2 separate regions of the Homo sapiens genome follow, and region 2 is linked to region 1. Evidence: chromatin loops called from intact Hi-C (ENCODE). Cell type or tissue: mammary epithelial cell. All regions are shown on one strand. Links, peaks and the distances in the headings refer to the core of each region. The heading gives the core; the rest is flanking DNA.

Region 1 (8,329 bases), core at 181-8,180:
TCTCGTCTCGTCTCGTCCCGTCCCGTCCCGTCTCCTCCCCTCTCCTCTCCTCCCCTCCCCTCCCCTCCCCTCCCTTCCCCTCCCTTCCCCTCCCTTCCCCTCCCTTCCCCTCTCTTCCCTTCCCCTCCTCTCTTTCTGGGTCTGGCTCTGCCACCCAGGCTACAGTATAGTGGCACAGTCATGACTCACTGCAGCCTCAATCTCCCATGCTCAAGTAATCTTCCTGCCTCAATCTCACGAGTAGCTGGGACTACAGGCGTGCACTACCATGTCCAGCTAATTTTTAAAAATGTTTTGTAGAGATGGGGTCTCACTGTGTTGCCCAGTCTCATCTTGAACTCCTGGGCTCAAGTGATCCTCCCACCTCAGCCTCCTTAAGTTTTGAGATTACAGGCATGAGCCACCACACCAGGCCCCAAAGACTGTTTTTCCAAATAAGGTCACATTCACGGGTTCCGCGTGGATGTATGTCTGGGGGCCATCATGCAGCACACTGTGAGAGGAAGGTGGAGGTGAGACCAGCCAAAACCTAATGAATCATATTTAGGAGTCTGGGATTTGTCCTGAGAGGTATGTGCAATTGTAAAAAAAAAAAAGGTTGCAATTATTTTACTGATTTTTAAAACAAAACACTTATATAGCACTGTCTGTGCACCAGGCACAGTAGGAAGGGTTTTATAGGACTACACTGATGTACTATTCCTAGCATGCCTACAAGGCAGGCGCTTATATGACCCCTTATTGATGGGGAAGTGGAAGCCAGGAAAGTCTGGATCTCTTGGTCAAGGTCCCACAGTAAGCAGGGCACAGAGCCAAGGTTATAAGCCAGGCACTATAGGAAGATCCCTCCACTGTTGGTAAATGGATGGGTGTGGGTCTGGGACTTGGACCCTGTGGAGAAAATAGACAGATTCAAGGGAAGCTCAGGCTTAAAATAGCAGCACATGGTGGTTGGTACGGAGGGAGGGTGCACATGGAGTCAAGGGTGACTTTCAGTTTCCTTGGCTTATTTCCTAAGACAGGCTGCAAGGGCCTAGAATTAACACCTCTGCCCAGGCAGCAGCCCTCAACCAATGACAGATGGGAGGTGGTGTATCAATACCCCGGCTCCCTCACTCCTCATGGGAAGTGGAGAGTTCTGAGGCCCATGTTCTCCTCTGGCTCCCAGGGTCCCTCCCTGGGATTAATCTCCAGCTGCCCTCAGTGCTCACGGGCTTGTTAGGATTTCCTTCCCTTCTCCACCTCATTTTCCATTGTCCCATTGGTATTTCCTGGGACCAACTCTCAAATGAAAATCTTTATCTCAGTGTCTGCTTCTAGGGAAGTCCAGACTAAGACAGTGACTAACTATGTTAGAAGACAGAGGAATAGGTTGAAGGGGCAGCCCTTCCCAAGGCAGGCCAGGAAGACTCTACCAGGAAAACTGCACAGTCACCAGGTATACCTTCCTGGACCATCAGTGACAGAGGGGCCTCCTGGCCAACCTGGTAGGTGTCTGCCATTGGGAGCCTGAGAACCAGTTTGCATTGTTTTCAGAGATGGGGGTGGTTGCTGAAAGAAACTCTCATGCATCACTAAGGGAGGATAGATGGGTTCAACCACTTTGGAGAGCCAACCTACTAAAGTTAAACATATGCCTACCCTAGGACCCTGCAACTTCACTCCTGGATGTGCAGGAGAAGAGCTCAAGAGCACTGAGCTCATCCATCCACCAGAAGACGCAAATAAGAATGTTTATAGTGGCATTAGTTACAATAGCCAAAAAGTGGAAGCAACCCAAATGTCCACTGACAGGAGAATGAATAAACAAACTGTGGGAGAGCCAAACAGTGGAGCAATACCAATGTCTCCATTAACGGGAGAATGAAAACATAAACGGTGACATATTCATAAGATGGAATTCTACAAAACAGGAGAAAAAGAACCGACGACTGATATGCACAATGACATGAATTAATTGGGTAAGTATTATGTTGTGTGGCAGGAGCCAGAAACAAAGGATTTGCTGTATGATTCAATTTGTAGAAATTCGTGAATAGGCACAAATCACCTATGATGACAGAAGTCACAACACTGGTTATCTCTGTAAGGGGGATTATTATTGACTGGGAAGGGTGATACAATTAGGCTTTGTGTCCCCACCCAAATCGCATCTTGAATTGTAATCCCCAGGTGTTGAGGGAGAAACCTTGTGGAGGCGATTGGATCATGGGAACAGTTTTGCCCATGCTGTTCTTATGATAGTGAGTGAGTTCTCATGAGACTGATGGTTTTGTAACTGTTTGGAAGTTCCTCTTTCATTTATTCTTCTCTCTCCTGCCACCTTGTGAAGAAGGACGTGTTTGCTTCCCCTTCCGCCATGATTGTAAGTTTCCTGAGGCCTCCCCAGCCATGCAGAACTGTGAGTCAATTAAAGTTCCTTTGTTTATAAATTAGCCAATCTTGGCTAGTATCTTTATAGCAGTGTAAAAATGGACAAATACAAAGGGGAGGAGGGAACCTTCTGGGTTCCACATCTTGATCTGTGGCTACACAGACGTTTACACATTCACAAAACTCTACTCTTCAGATTTGTGTAAGTTACCATATATGTTGCACATCAAATCTTAAAAAGTGGCATCAAGTGGAAACACTCAAAATTTTGTCCATTTATGTTGCCTTTAAAAGCATAAGAAAAAATAAATAAAATTATAAAACAGGGGCCAGTCACGGTAGCTAATACCTGTAATCCCAGCACTTTGGGAGGCCGGGGCAGGTGGATCACCTGAGGTCAGGAGTTGGAGACCAGCCTGACCAACACAGAGAAACCTCGTCTCTACTAAAAATACAAAATTAGCCAGGTATGGTGGTGCATGCCTGTAATCCCAGCTACTTGGGAGGCTGAGACAGGACAATTGCTTGAATCCGTGAGGCAAAGGTTGCAGTGAGCCAAGATTGCCCCATTGCACTCCAGCCTGGGCAACAAGAGCAAAACTCTGTGTGAAAAAAAAAAAAAAAAATTAAAAGAGAAATTTTGTCCATCACAAATAAATAAATATATAAATGTGGTACACATAGACAATGGAATACTACTATTTGGTCATAAAAAGGAATGAAATACTGATACATTCTATGATTCAGATGAACTTCAAAAACCTCATGCTAGGTGAAATGAGCCAAACACAAAAGACCACATATTGTAGGATTCTGCATTTGGAATATCCAAAACGGGCAAATGTATAGGGATACAAAGCAGATTGGTGTTTGCCAGGGGTGGGAGGGAAGGAAGAATGGGCAGTGATTGCTTAGTGGTTGTGGGGTTTTCTTTTAGGATGAGGAAGATGTTTTGTAACTAGAGGTGGTGGTTGCACACATTGCGAATATTCTAAACATCACTGAAATAAAAACGTTAAATGGTTTATGTTTCATGTATTTCACCTCAATAAAAAAAGCAACATCAATAAAGATTGTTTGTTTTTGTTTTGAGATAGGGTCTTGCTCTGTTACTCAGGGTGCAGTGCAGTGGTTCGATCGTACCTCTTAGCTCACTGCAGCCTCCAGCTTCTGATCTCAAGAGATACTCCTGCCTCAGCCTCCTGAGCAGGTGGGACTCCAGGTGCACACCCCCATGCCTTGCTAATTTTTTATTTTTTATTTTTAAGAGACAAGAGCCTCACTTCATTGTCCAGGCTGGTCTCAAACTCCTGGCTTCAAGCAATCCTCCTGCCTCAGCCTCCCAAAGTACTGGGATTACAGGCGTGAGCCACTGTGCCAGGCAAGATTTTTCCTTTCAATGAAAAGATGGCTGCTCCTCCCCTCTGTTGTGTCTGGACTCAGGATGGGGAGTGGTGGCACCCTGACTTCTATCAAAGCAACACTCGTCCATCCTAGTGAAGCCTCTGGGTGAACATTGTGTCCCTTTCTTAAAACACTCTACTGCCATCTGCTGGAAAACTGTCACCATAAATATACAAACCTATGGTGTGAACAGACTCCCATAGATGTGGCACACTTGTGCAGTGCACAACCTGCACGTGTATACATGGTAGGATATTTGACTTTATTTTTTCAGTGTACTCTATCCACATGTAGACGAGGCCGTGAAAAATCTAGTGTTGCCTTTCCTTTCTGTCCCCACTCCAATGCTGATACTAACTAGAAATAGAAAATTGACTGAGTCTAGAGCTTTGCTACTCAAAATGTGATCCACGGATGCACAGCCTTCGTATGGTGGGAGAGTCTGCTAGAAATGCAGTCTCAGGATCCACCTGGACATGACGAATCAGAATCTGCATTTTAATTATTTTATTTTTTTTTTAAGATGGAGTCTCATTCTGTCACCCAGGCTGGAGTGTAGTAGTACAATGTTGGCTCACTGCAGCCTCCACCTCCCAGGTTCAAGTGATTCTCCTGCCTCAGCCTCCCAAGTAGCTGGGACTACAGGCACCTACCACCACATTCAGCTATTTTTTGTATTTTTAGTAGAGACAAGGTTTCACCGTTTTGGCCAGGCTGGTCTTGAACTCCTGGTCTCAAGCGATCTGCCTGCCTTGGCTTCCCAAAGTGCTGGGATTACAGGCGTGAGCCACTGTGCCCAGCCGAGTTTATTTTAGAGATACGATCTGACTCTATCATCCAGGCTGGAGTGCAAAGCAGTGATCATACCTCATTGCAGCCTTGAACTCCTGGGCTCATGGGCCCCATCGATCCTCCCACCTCAGACTCCTAAAGTACTGGGGTTACAGGTGTGAGCCACCACACCAGGCCTGAATCTGCATTGGTTTTTTTTGTTTTTTGTTTTTTTCTTTGAGATGGAGTTTCACTCTTGTTGCACAGGCTGGAGTGCAATGGCATGATCTCGGCTCACTGCAGTCTATGCCTCTGCCTCTCGGGTTCAAGCAATGCTCCTGCCTCAGCCTCTTGAGTAGCTGGGATTACAGGTGCCCGCCACCACACCTGGCTAATTTTTTGTATTTTTAGTAGAGACAGGGTTTCGCCATGTTGACCAGGCTGGTCTCGAACTCCTGGCCTCAGGTGATCTGCCCACTTCGGCCTCCCAAAGTGCTTGGAATACAGACATGAGCCACCACACCTTGCCAAATCTGCATTGTTAACAAGGTCTCCTGGTGATTCGCGTGCACACAGAATTTGAGAAGCGCTGCCCTAGAAGCCTTGGCTACACATTGGAATCACCTGAAGAGCTTTAAAACATGCTGACTCTGGGATGGGGCCTGGATGTGTGACTTGGAAAAGCTTCTTAACTGATTCTCATGTGCAGCCAGGGCTGAAACCGCTGGTCTAGAAGCCTTGCTGCTCAATGTGTGGCCTGTGGAGAGCTCATGATAAATGCAGAGCTTCAGGGCTCACCCCAGACCTCCTGAGTCAGAATCTATGTTTCAACAAGATCTTCAGGTGTTTCTTGTGCACTTTCAATTTGGAGCAGCCCTGGGCTCAGAGCTGGCGATGTCGATTGCAGAGCCCAGTGTAAAGTGACAATGCAAGCTCCCTGTTCAAAAAATGATTAAGAATTTTAAGAAAGCATTAGCAGAGCATTAAACCAAGCACAGGACCCTTCGAAGCTCAGTTCTGTGTGACTGCGCAGGTTGCATGTCCAAGAAGCCTGGGCTAGCTTCCCTCTGATTTGTCAGGGAGATGCCTGTCAGCAAACAAATCCATGTGCAGGATCCACTCATCACTGTACTGAAACCTGCCTTTCGGGGCCATGAAACTTTCCCTGGAGCGTTTTGGGTCATCTCTGCAGAACGACAAGGATGAGGACAGGATGGAAGAGACTCCTTCTCGCACCCGGCGACAGTTCTCTAGGCTGTTTGTTCTGTAACTGTGCCGGTAAGAGCAATGCACTGTTTCCCCGCCCCGAGAACACCAGGCATGTTCCTCCTCTTTGATTTGCCAGGGAGGAGAAGGGGCTTTCAGATCCACTGGGAAGGAGGCTCTGCAATCCCAGCTACTTGCTGGGACCAGGATTACCCTAGAAGCAGCTCCTCTCTGGGGCTCTCCCTATCCATCCACTGGCTACTGCTGGGCAGGGCAGGTGGGGGACAGTGATTCCCTTGTGGGCTGTTTTGTGAATAGCAGTAATGCATTTCACAGCCCTGGAGACGTGTCCATCACAGATAGGGGATGCTCCAGGCCACCCCTGTTCAAAAGAAATAGAAGACAAGCCACGTAGATAAATTTAAATGTTATGGTAGCCGCATTTTAAAAATTAAGAAGAAATAGGTGAAATTAATTTTGACAATACATTTTATTTTCTTTCTTTCTTTCCTTTCTTTCTTTCTTTCTTTCTTTCTTTCTTTCTTTCTTTCTTTCTTTCTTTCTTTCTTTCTTCCTTCCTTCCTTCCTTCCTTCCTTTTTTTTTTTTGATTGAGACGGAGTTTCGTTCTTGTCACCCAGGCTGGAATGCAATGGTATGTTCTCGGCTCACTGCAACCTCTGCCTCCTGGGTTCAAGCGATTCTCCTGCCTCAGCCTCCCAAGTAGCTGGGATTATAGGGGCTCACCTCCACACCTGGCTAATTTTTTTGTATTTTTAGTAGAGATGGGGTTTCACCATGTTGGCCAGGCTGGTCTCAAACTCCTGACCTCAGGTGATCCGCCTGCCTTGGCCTCCCAAAATGCTGTGACAATATATTTTATTTAACCTCACATATCCAAAATATTATCATTTCAATGTGTAGTCAATATAAAAAATGACTAATGAGATAGTTTATGTATTTTTCCCCCATACTAAGTCTCAAAATCTGGTGTGTGTCTTGCATTTAGAGCACGACTCAGTTCACACCAGCTACATTTCAAGTGCTCAGTAGCGGCCATCTATACCTGGTGGCTGCTGTGTAGACAATGCAGTTCTAGAATTTCTATAAACCAGTAGCCAAGGCAGTGGCCACATAATAAGGAGTGTGGCACTGACCGGGTGCAGTGGCTCATGCCTGTAATCCCAACACTTTGGGAGGCTGAGGCAGGCGGATCACTTGAGATCAGGAGTTTGAGATCAGGCTGGCCAACACAGTGAAACCCCATCTCTACTAAAAATAGAAAACTTAGCCGGGCATGGTGGCAGGTGCCTGTAGTCCCAGCTACTTGAGAGGCTGAGGCAGGAGAATTGCTTGAACCCCGGAGGCAGAGGTTGCAGTGAGCCAAGATCATGCCACTGCACTCCAACCTAGGCGACGGAGCAAGACTTCATCTCAAAAACAAAACAAAACAAAAAACAAACAAACACAAGAAAAGGAATTGGGGCACTGAGGGGGCAGGAATTGAGACAGCATTTACATGTTGGTAAAATCTTTCTACTTAGCATGCATGTTTACGGAGAGGCTTTCCAAGCCACCGGGGAGCACTGTCCCATCAAACCCCAAGCACTAAAGGTCTCAGGCATGACCTCCTGGAATGGGTTCTGGCAGAATGGACTTGCAGAGGTAAGATTCCCAGGTCTACCCCAAAGTCTCAATTGAGAGCCAGCATCTGTCTCTTGCAATTGATTTTTTAAAATAAGAGTATATTCATTTACAAAGGACTTGTAGATCATAACCGTGCACCCGTGGAATAAATGAATGAATGAATGAAAAATGCCAGTGTGAAGAACAGAAAGCAGCTCTTCTCATGGAATGAGGGGCGGTGGATCGGGCATCTGACCTACATCTAAACTCAGGGGTTGGGCAACGAGACTGGAATTTTGATCTTGGGCTGCAGACCATCAGAGATGTGCCTGGGGCAGGCAGTTGTAGACTCAGTCAGAGCTGCATCCTTATTAGACGTGGATCCCAAAGTGCATCCAGAGCCCCCGTTTCCACTGCCCATCATCCCATCAGGAGAGGGCCCTGCCTTTGCTTCTCACAGCCTTTCATTCATCCAGTCACCCATTCATTTATTCACTGAGCACAATGTATCAAGTAGAACCTTTAAAAAGTTGTGCTAAGTGGAAGAGGCCAGTCACAAAAGTCCACATAATGTGTGATTCCATTTATACGAACATCCAGAGTGTCTATAGAAACAGAAAGTAGGTTAGTGCTTGCTTAGGGCTGAGGGGGATGGGGGATAGGAGGGTGACTGCCCACAGGTACAGGGTATCATTTTTGGGTAATGAAAAGGTTCTAAAATCGACCATGATGATGTCTGCACAGTTCTGAATACACTAAATACCATTGCAGTGCACACTTTCTAAGGGTGAATTGAACGGTGTGTCAATTAAACCTCAATAAGGCCATCTAAAAATATGTGTTGAGCACTTACTGTGTGTTGGGCACACTGGGGACTCAGGAGTGAATGGAACTAATGCCATCCTCACCCTCAGGCCACATACAGTGTGGGGATGGAGGCAGCTGCTAAAC
Region 2 (8,329 bases), core at 123-8,122, 220 kb before region 1:
GGCTCCCATTTATGAGAACAGCTGTCACTTGGAAGGACCTGCTACCTGTCCTCCGAGATGTGTTTTTCATACCTTGTATTGGTCCTCTCCACCAATAACCCCTCATGGATGAGTGATTGTTACTGTGTAGGAAGAACTTGGGGCTCAGTGAGGTTGAGCCACTTTTCCAAGAGGCCACTTAGAGCTGGAGCTCATAATAAGTAGGGGTCTCTAGGAACTGTTTCTAAACAACCCCCGAACCCAGCTGGTGGCTCCCAGAAGGGTCTCTGGAAGCAAGGCGACTGTCTCATTGTTTCATTAGTTTGAGCCCTACGGGGCCTTAGGACACAGCCAGCTTGGAGAAGTCACTCTAATAACCCATCTTGCCGGTGATGCCCAGGCCTCGGCAGACTGGCTCTCCGAGGGTGTCTGGGCCTGGGCAGCCGAGGTCTTGTTAACCCCAAATCCCACAGGACTCGCATAGAGTGCAGAATCCCGGTTTTCTGAATTGGTGCTAAAGGCTCAGTGGCCTGGCCCTGCTGTGAAGCCACAGGGCTTGTGCTCTGGGAGCCTTGGCCGACACAGGTGCCCCGCCGCCTCCTCTGCTGCTGCAGCCTCAAGGGCTACAAAGAAAGCTCCTTCTGCCCGTGCAGCGTGGGCTCCTGGGTCCCCTGCAGGCCACCATGGCTGCTGCTCCAGCTGTGGTCCCCCCAGAGGCTTCTCCAGGCAGTGCCTGCCGACTCTCCGGTGCTTCCCTTATTTTATTCCTCTTCCGGGCACTAAGTTTCGGTTTCCTTTTCATTGTTCTTTGTTGGTCTGTTCATTCATTCATGCATGCATGTGTTGGTTCATTCATTCATTCTCAGAGTACCATGGTGGCTCTGAGGACAGAGGTCAGACCCAGCTGGGTTGGAACCTGCTGCTCCCTAGCAGTGGGCCTCTGGGCAGATGTTTTAACCATAGAACTCGGCTTCCTTGTCTGAAAACGTGGCTCCTTCTAGGACAGTCAAGAAGGTTCAATGAAATGATGGATGTGGAGCCCCAGGACGTGACCTGAGGATGGTGCTTGTCATGTTGGGGTCTGTGTCCCTCCCTTGGGCACATTCTCTCCTTCCTTCCTTTCCAGCTTCCTGAGGACGGTCCAGTGCCGGGGGCTGGGCACAGGCCTGAGTGAGATGCGGCCCTTGTCCCCCGGCCTTTTTGGTCTGGGTCCTCACCTCTGCACCGAGTCCCCCTGGGGCTGCTCGGCAGCTCTGAGGGGGCCACTCTGCCTCTGCCCAGTGGTCCTGCTTTCTCACGGGGGTTATCAGGCCTCTGCTCCTCGCGCCTCACTCTGAGAGGGTCCTTCCACCTGACTCATGGCTCCCATCCCTCCATGCCCCTGCCCAGGTGCCCACACATGTGTGCCCCAGAACATGGCTGCACACACTTGCATACCCCACGAGCACACACGTGTGTGCATGCATACACCCCATGGTCCTTGAGCACACATGTCCTGGGCCCTGGCATGCACTCCCCCAGGCGTCATGTATACACACAGTCCACACGTTTGCAAACGGGCAGACACACCTCCCTCTTGCACATCCGTGCACACCCAGCCCATATCTTCCTGCCCCTGCGTGTGCACACAGTCCCAGTTAGTTTACACCGTGCACACCTCTCCATACATACAGGTTCCCAGCTGTGCGACCACTCACCCACACGTATGCATTTATTTTTTAACACACACATGCATACCATTTAGTAGGACCCCATGTACAAGCATCTGAGTGCTTTACAAATTCAAATGTATTTAATCCCCCTATCAACACTAGGAGGTAGTTTCTGTTATTAGCGCCATTTTACAAATGAGGAAACTGAGGTGTAGAGCAGTTAGATCGGTGTAGAGAAGCTAGATCGTGTGCTCAAGGCTTCAGTCCAGGCTCTTGGCCCTGACACGATGCTGTTTGCCTGTTGAAGATGTGTGTGCATGCATGCACCATTCACACTGTGAACGTGTCCCAGCATGGCCACACCCCCTCACCGTATACACATATGGCCATGAGCACTCAATCTCAAGGTCATGGATGCACATGCCTCACACCTATGCATGGAAGGACACTCGGCACACATACTTGTCTCTGCACACACACACCACTTGCACACCCATGTACACATGTGCCCCAAGCCTCGCCCCAATCTCCAGCTCCCTTTCAGAGTCCCTTCTAGGATATTCTCTGATTTCTCCCAAGTGCCCAGTTCGGGAGGGAAGTGACTGCACAGATCTGGACCTGGCGATGACCTCTGAGTGGGAGGCAGCCCTGGCTGAGCTGTCTCCTCACCTTAGCATCCGCCTGTCCCGGCGCCCATGTAGCTTCCTTGTCATCCATCTTCTGGGCTGGCCCAGGACACGTGCCCCCATCCCAGCCTCCAAGAATCTGGGAATGTCCTTAGCAGACTGGGCTGGCATGTGGCCTCTGCCCGGGGAGCAGAGGTGGCTCCCCAAAGGCTTCCTGAGAAGTGGTGGAGGAGACTCAGCTTCCCCGTCCAGTCCTTTACCCCTCCTTTACCCAGCAGCGCCCTCTGAATCTGAAACAGTTTTGGGGGCGGCAGCTCCGGTCCTGCCCAGCAACTCGCAGTTGTTGCCTGTGGCATTCAGATTCAAGTCTGGGCTTGTCAGCCCGGGCGAGACTCTCCTATTTTGGCCCTATGGGAGGCATCCAAACTCCTCTGCCCTTGCCTTCCGGGGCGCCCCACGCACTCTGGGCTTCACCTGGCTCCTCTGCTTTGCTTGGGCTGCTGACTTCTGGAGGAGCCCTTTCTTCCTTCTCTCTCCTGATGCAGAACATACCCAGTCTCCCTGGGGCAATCGGCCTTCTTCAGCCACTCCTTGGTCTCTGCTCCTCTTTCCCTCCCTCACTCTGTGTCCTGCCAGCCCCAGCCTCTGGCGACTTTTAGAGCTGGTGCGCAGTCCTGCCTGAGCATCGGTGAACATGACGCCATGGGCTGTGGCTTAACGATTCTTTTGGTGAATTTTGATTCTTTATCAAAATTTCCTTCCTTCCTTCCGTCCTTCCTTCCTTCCGTCCTTCCTTCCTTCCTTCCTTCCTTCCTTCCTGCCTCCCTCCCTCCCTGCCTCCCTCTGTCCCTCCCTCCCTCCCTCTCTCCTTTCCTCCCTTCCTCTCTCCTTTCCTCCCTTCCTCCTTCTCTCTCTCCTTCTCTCCCTCCTCCCTCCCCTCCCTCCCTCTCTCTCTCTCCCTTCCTCCCTCCCTCCCTCCTTCTTTCCTCCCCCTTTTCTTTCTTTCTTTCTTTTTTTTTTTTGAGATGGAGTCTCACTCTGTCGCCAGGCTGGAGTGCAGTGGTGCGATCTCCGCTCACTGCAACCTCTGCCTCCCGGGTTGAAGTGATTCTCCTGCCTCAGCCTCCTGAGTAGCTGGGACTACAGGCGCGTGCCACCACATCCAGCTAATTTTTGTATTTTTAGTAGAGACTGGGTTTCACCATATTGGCCAGGCTGATCTTGAACTCCTGACCTCAAATGATCCACCCACCTTGGCCTCCCAAAGTGTTGGCATTACAGGCATGAGCCACTGTGCCCTCCCCGGCCCACTGTTTCCTTTCCCTCCCTCTCTGTCCTTCCCTTCCTCCCTCCCTTCCTTCTTTCTTTCCTTCCTTCTTTGCATGTGCCAAGCCAAGCCTTGTGCATCTGCGTCTTTGAAGTCCTCACGAGTTGAACTAACAAGAGAAGAAAAACCCAGGATATGAGAAATCATTGGATTGCGCAGGTGCCCTCTGCCAATTGGTTAGCAAGTTTTTACGAGCAAATCTGGTGGTTATCCTTTGGAAAATAAGCAAAGGCAAACCACTTCCTGCCACTTCCAGGAGCTGCTCAAGTGCCGGAGCTTTCTAAGACCTACTGAGAATCTGAAACTTCAGGCCAGCGTCCTCCGTTTTCCTGGAGAACGCAGTAATTTGTGTTGGTGAAATTCCACTGGGCCTGATGGGGTTGGAGATTGCATTTCAGTCTTGTCTTGCTAAGGAATTTCTGAGATCGAGTAATTTGGCAAGAAGAGAAAAGGAGAACAACTTTGGGTTGTGACGCACGGGCAGCAAATGCCCGTCCTATTTTGGGACTGGTGCCTCCTGCTTTGCGTGTGCCACACAGCCTCAGGGGACCTGAAGCCCCTCTTTGGCCCCAGGGGGAGCTCTGGCAGTGCCCTGTGCCACGCATTGTATCGGGCTCCTTGCACTCCTTCTTACTTGACTTATAAGGTTACGCTATTAAATAGCGTCATCTGCAGAACAGCCCTAAATTCTTGAATGGGGAGAGAAAATGCGGTAGCTGGGGGTGGAGTGGGGTCGGGGGCAGGATCTCAGGATGGGTGTGGCATGGGCATTGATGCTTAGGTTTGACTCTGGTTCTTTTTTTTTTTTTTTTTTTCTGAGACGGTGTCTCGCTCTGTCGCCCAGGCTGGAGTGCAGTGTCGTGATCTCAGCTCACTGCAACTTCTGCTTCCCAGGTTCTCGCAATTCTCCTGCCTCAGCCTCCCGAGTAGCTGGAATTACAGGTGCATGCCACCATACCCAGCTAATTTTTGTATTTTTAGTAGAGTCGGGATTTCACCCTGTTGGCCAAGCTGGTCTCGAACTCCTGACCTCAAGTGATCCGCCCACCTCGGCCTCCCAAAGTGCTGGGGTTACAGGCGTGAGCCATTCTGCTACTAACCGGCAAGTGACTTAAGTCCTTGTGCCTTCCTTGCCTGATTTATGAAATGGCAACAATCCTGGGGATGATGGGAGGACTTTTTTATTCAGTCAACACATGAGTGGTGCCTACTATATGCTAGGCCCTATTCTAAGTGTTGCAACTATTAAATAGAGTAGTCTGCAGAGCAGCCCTAAGGGGCAGCTACTGCCTAGCTCCGATGAGGAAACTGAGGCCCAGAGAGGTTAAGTAACGTACCCAGCTGCTAGGAGGCAGGGCTGGGCTTCAGACCATGGAGTCTGGACCCGGGACCTGGGCTGACAGTTGCAGCATAACAAGGATTAGGTGAGATGCTACATCAGTGAGGTGACCACTTGTCCTGTTTTGCCTGGACAGTCCCAGTTTACACTTGTAGTCCTAGTAAAGTGATCAGTGACGCTTCATTTCATTCATAGATTACATGGTCAACTTATGTATTGAGTATTCAGGACAATCCTGGGGACATGGTGGCACTGCCTCCATGTGAGCAATGGAGGGGGAGGTGACATGGCCACAGAGCACCCAGCCTGGCTCGCCTGGGGGTGCCTGGGTTACCCGCAGAACGGAGATGTCCTCGTTCATTAACTCATTCGCTCAGCGATCCATGGGCCTGTCACGTGCGCCAGGCATTTGGGCGTCATGCTGATGGCTGGGCGAGGATGGGGAGGACTCAGACAAAAGAAGACAGCCAGCAGGCTCTGGGAAATGAAGTCACATCCAAGACCTGCCCTTGTGAGAAATGTCAAGTGTTACCGTTATCATCATATTCCCATTGCTTTGTTTGGCAAATTATGACAATATGGCTGTTAACTAAGCAGATTCTGATTACCTATTGTTTGAATGCAAAAAACAAAACAAAAAAAGAAGCAAGAAAAAGCCTTCTGGCTATGTGACCAGTATTTAGAAATTTCCATTCCTGAACAGGCCTCAGGGCAGAGCCAGTCCCCAGGCTGTGCGGAGCCACTGCTGTCCCTGCAATGCCGGGTAATCACTTTGTCTTTGCTGCTGCATCCATCACGCCCTGTCTCTCTGTCCTTAGATATGTTTGCGTGATGTCGTGGGATGTGGCTTTCCCAGGCAGTCTGTTAAGCAGCCAGAGATCTACTCTGGCCTCCTCGTTGATGTTTCATTAAAGAGCTGCCCTAGTTCAGCACAACCTAAATATTACAGCTAAAGAACACAGGCCCCGGAGTACGGTGACCAGTTTGTTCTGATTTGCCCAATACTGTCCCAATTATACTGAAAGTCTTGAATTCCAGGAGATCCCTCAGTCCCAGGGAAACCGGGATACATGGTTACCCTGCTCTGGAGTGAACACAGCCCTGGGTCATCATCTGTGGCTCTGCTGTGTGACAGCCGGGTGCTTGATGGTGAAGAGTTTCCCCCTGGTATGAGCAGTCAGTGTTATCCCTGGTCTCAGTGGATCACTGGGTCGCCTGCCTAGTCCCAGATACCTCTGATCCCTTTATTTTAATTTTTATTTTTTGAGGCAGGGTCTCTGTGCACCCAGGCTGGAGTGCAGTGGCAACAATTATGGCTTACTGCAGCCTTGACCCCCCAGGCTCAAGCCATCCTCCCACCTCAGCCTCCCGAGTAGGTGGGACCATAGATACATGCCACTGCACCTGGCTAATTTTTAAATTTTTTTGTACAGACAGGTCTCTCTGTGTTGCTGAGGTTGTTCTTGAACTCTTGAGCTCAAGCGATCCTCCTGCCCTGGCCTCCCAAGGTGCTGGGATTATAGGCCTGAGCCACCGCGCCTGGCCTTCTGCCCCATTGAGGTGCCAGTCTGGTCACCTTATCTCACTGTGGATGTCTAGAAGTGAATTCTGAATCTCAACCCACTGCCTTGTTCTGAGGTTGCCTGAACCCCATGGCACCCCTCCAGATCCCTGAGCGGATCACCAGGCCTGTCAGTGACAGACGTCATCACCTGGGAACAGGGCAGGATGTGGCTGAGTAGCTGACATGTAATGAGGGCGTGTTCACACCTGGCCCTGTGCTCCATGGACTTTATATTTAAATCCTCACATGCCAACTGTCATTTTATAAATGGAGAGGTGAGGCTTGGGAAGGTTCAGTTATTTCACCAGTGTTAGAAAAAGGTCAGTGGGGTTGGGCGCCGTGGCTTACACCTGTAATTCCAGCACTTGGGAAGGCCGAGGGAGGCAGATCACTTGGGGTCAGAAGTTTGAGACCAGCCTGGCCCACATGGTGAAACCCCCTCTCTACTAAAAATACAAAAATTAGCCTGGCGTGGTCGTGGGCGCCAGTAATCCCAAGTACTTGGGAGGCTGAGGCAGGAGAATCGCTTGAACCCGGGAGGCAGAGGTTGCAGTGGGCTGAGATCATGCCACTGCACTTCAGCCTTGGTGATAGAGTGAGACTGTCTCAAAAAAAGGAAAAAAGAAAATAGAAAATGGCCAGCGGGGCTGGGCACCATGGCTCATGCCTGTAATCTTAGCACTTTGGGAGGCCAAGGCAGGTGGATCACTTGAGGTCAAAAGTTTGAGACTACCCTGGCCAACATGGTGAAACTCTGTCTCTACTAAAAATACAAAAATTAGCCGGGTGTAGTAGTGGGTGCCAGTAATCCCAGCTACTCGGGAGGCTGAGGCAGGAGAATCGCTTGAACCCAGGAGATGGAGGTTGCAGTGAGCCAGGATTGTGCCATCGCACTCCAGCCTCGGCGACAGAGTGAGACTCGTCTCAAAAAAAAAAAAAAAAAAAAAAAAAGAAAAGAAAAGAAAAAATGGCCGGTGGGCCTGCAGCCCACCTGTGCTGTGTGTGCTCCACGGTCTGTGCCATTCCACGAGTGGTCCCAGTCTGTGCCTATCTGCAGAGCTTGTTACCAGCCTCTAGGGAGAGAAATGAGGAGAGCAAGAGTGAGGGTGTGGAACCCTTTTAGCATTTTGACATTCCAATGAAATTTTCATTATAGTTTTCAAAAATATTGGTTTACAGTGGATTGGAAAGAAAATAAAAATGGGTCTTTTCCCACAGACAGTTTGGAAAGTGCTGCTTTAGACCCTGCTCTTTTGACCCCTTGAATCAGCCAGTGAGGCTGGGCTGTGCAACGGTAACGGGCAGCGCAGCTGCTCAACACACCTGAGGTTTATTTCTCCTTCATGCTAAATGTCCAGGGCACATCAGTCGGGAGCCTTGCTCATCTGATCGTGCAGTGACCCAGCCGATGGAGGGCCCGTCTCAACATGTGCTTCTGCTGTCCTGGAGGCAGGACGGGGGTGTGGCCACTTGTACAGGACACACATCACTGCTCATGGTTCATTGGCCAGCACAAGTCACGTAGCCACACCTATAATTTATAGGGGTGGGTGAAGAGGGAAGGGAAGTGGAATCCCTCATGTGTTCTGAAAAAGGAGAGAACTGGGCCTGTGTGGAGGCCATGTTGTTGTTTCGCTTCTGCCTGTTCTTGCTTCCATGTGGGCCTGGTCCTCCAGACCCCACGCCTGGAGAGCTGCTGATCTTGTGCGTTTTGTCCATTTGCACCCTGGTTTTCAAAGGCAGCGGGGTCTGTGAGCCCCAGAGCCTCAGCTGGGACCTGCTGGGCCGAGTTTCTGGTCCCTCTTGGAGCTTTAGTGCTTTCTTAGTTTGGGAACTGAAAGC

What was found. A loop is a pair of places that touch in the nucleus more often than their neighbours do. Peaks named below come from ENCODE experiments on the same cell type or tissue, not always from the same donor. Only the 100,000 strongest peaks of a DNase experiment are listed, where the experiment ranks them.
Region 2: it touches region 1 in a loop (3-fold over the local background); 4 of 110 quality-filtered maps call a loop at or near these places.

Annotation. Positions count from the first base shown.
Region 1 is chr16:81,719,390-81,727,718 of GRCh38, forward strand. No RefSeq gene overlaps it. Among named protein-coding and RNA genes, the nearest start is that of PLCG2, 56 kb to the right of the region's middle. RefSeq lists a silencer at 5,209-5,457. In mammary epithelial cell, for the core only: a CTCF peak has its summit at 3,926 (motif pointing left); a DNase peak (open chromatin) is centred at 3,892.
Region 2 is chr16:81,497,229-81,505,557 of GRCh38, forward strand. All of the region lies in intron 1 of CMIP (c-Maf inducing protein), which reads left to right. Among named protein-coding and RNA genes, the nearest start is that of MIR7854, 33 kb to the right of the region's middle. RefSeq lists enhancers at 1-593, 510-629, 690-749, 8,018-8,287, 8,298-8,329. In mammary epithelial cell, for the core only: no CTCF peak of the experiment used is centred there; DNase peaks (open chromatin) are centred at 2,653, 3,733, 6,633 and 7,943; H3K27ac peaks cover 6,739 bases.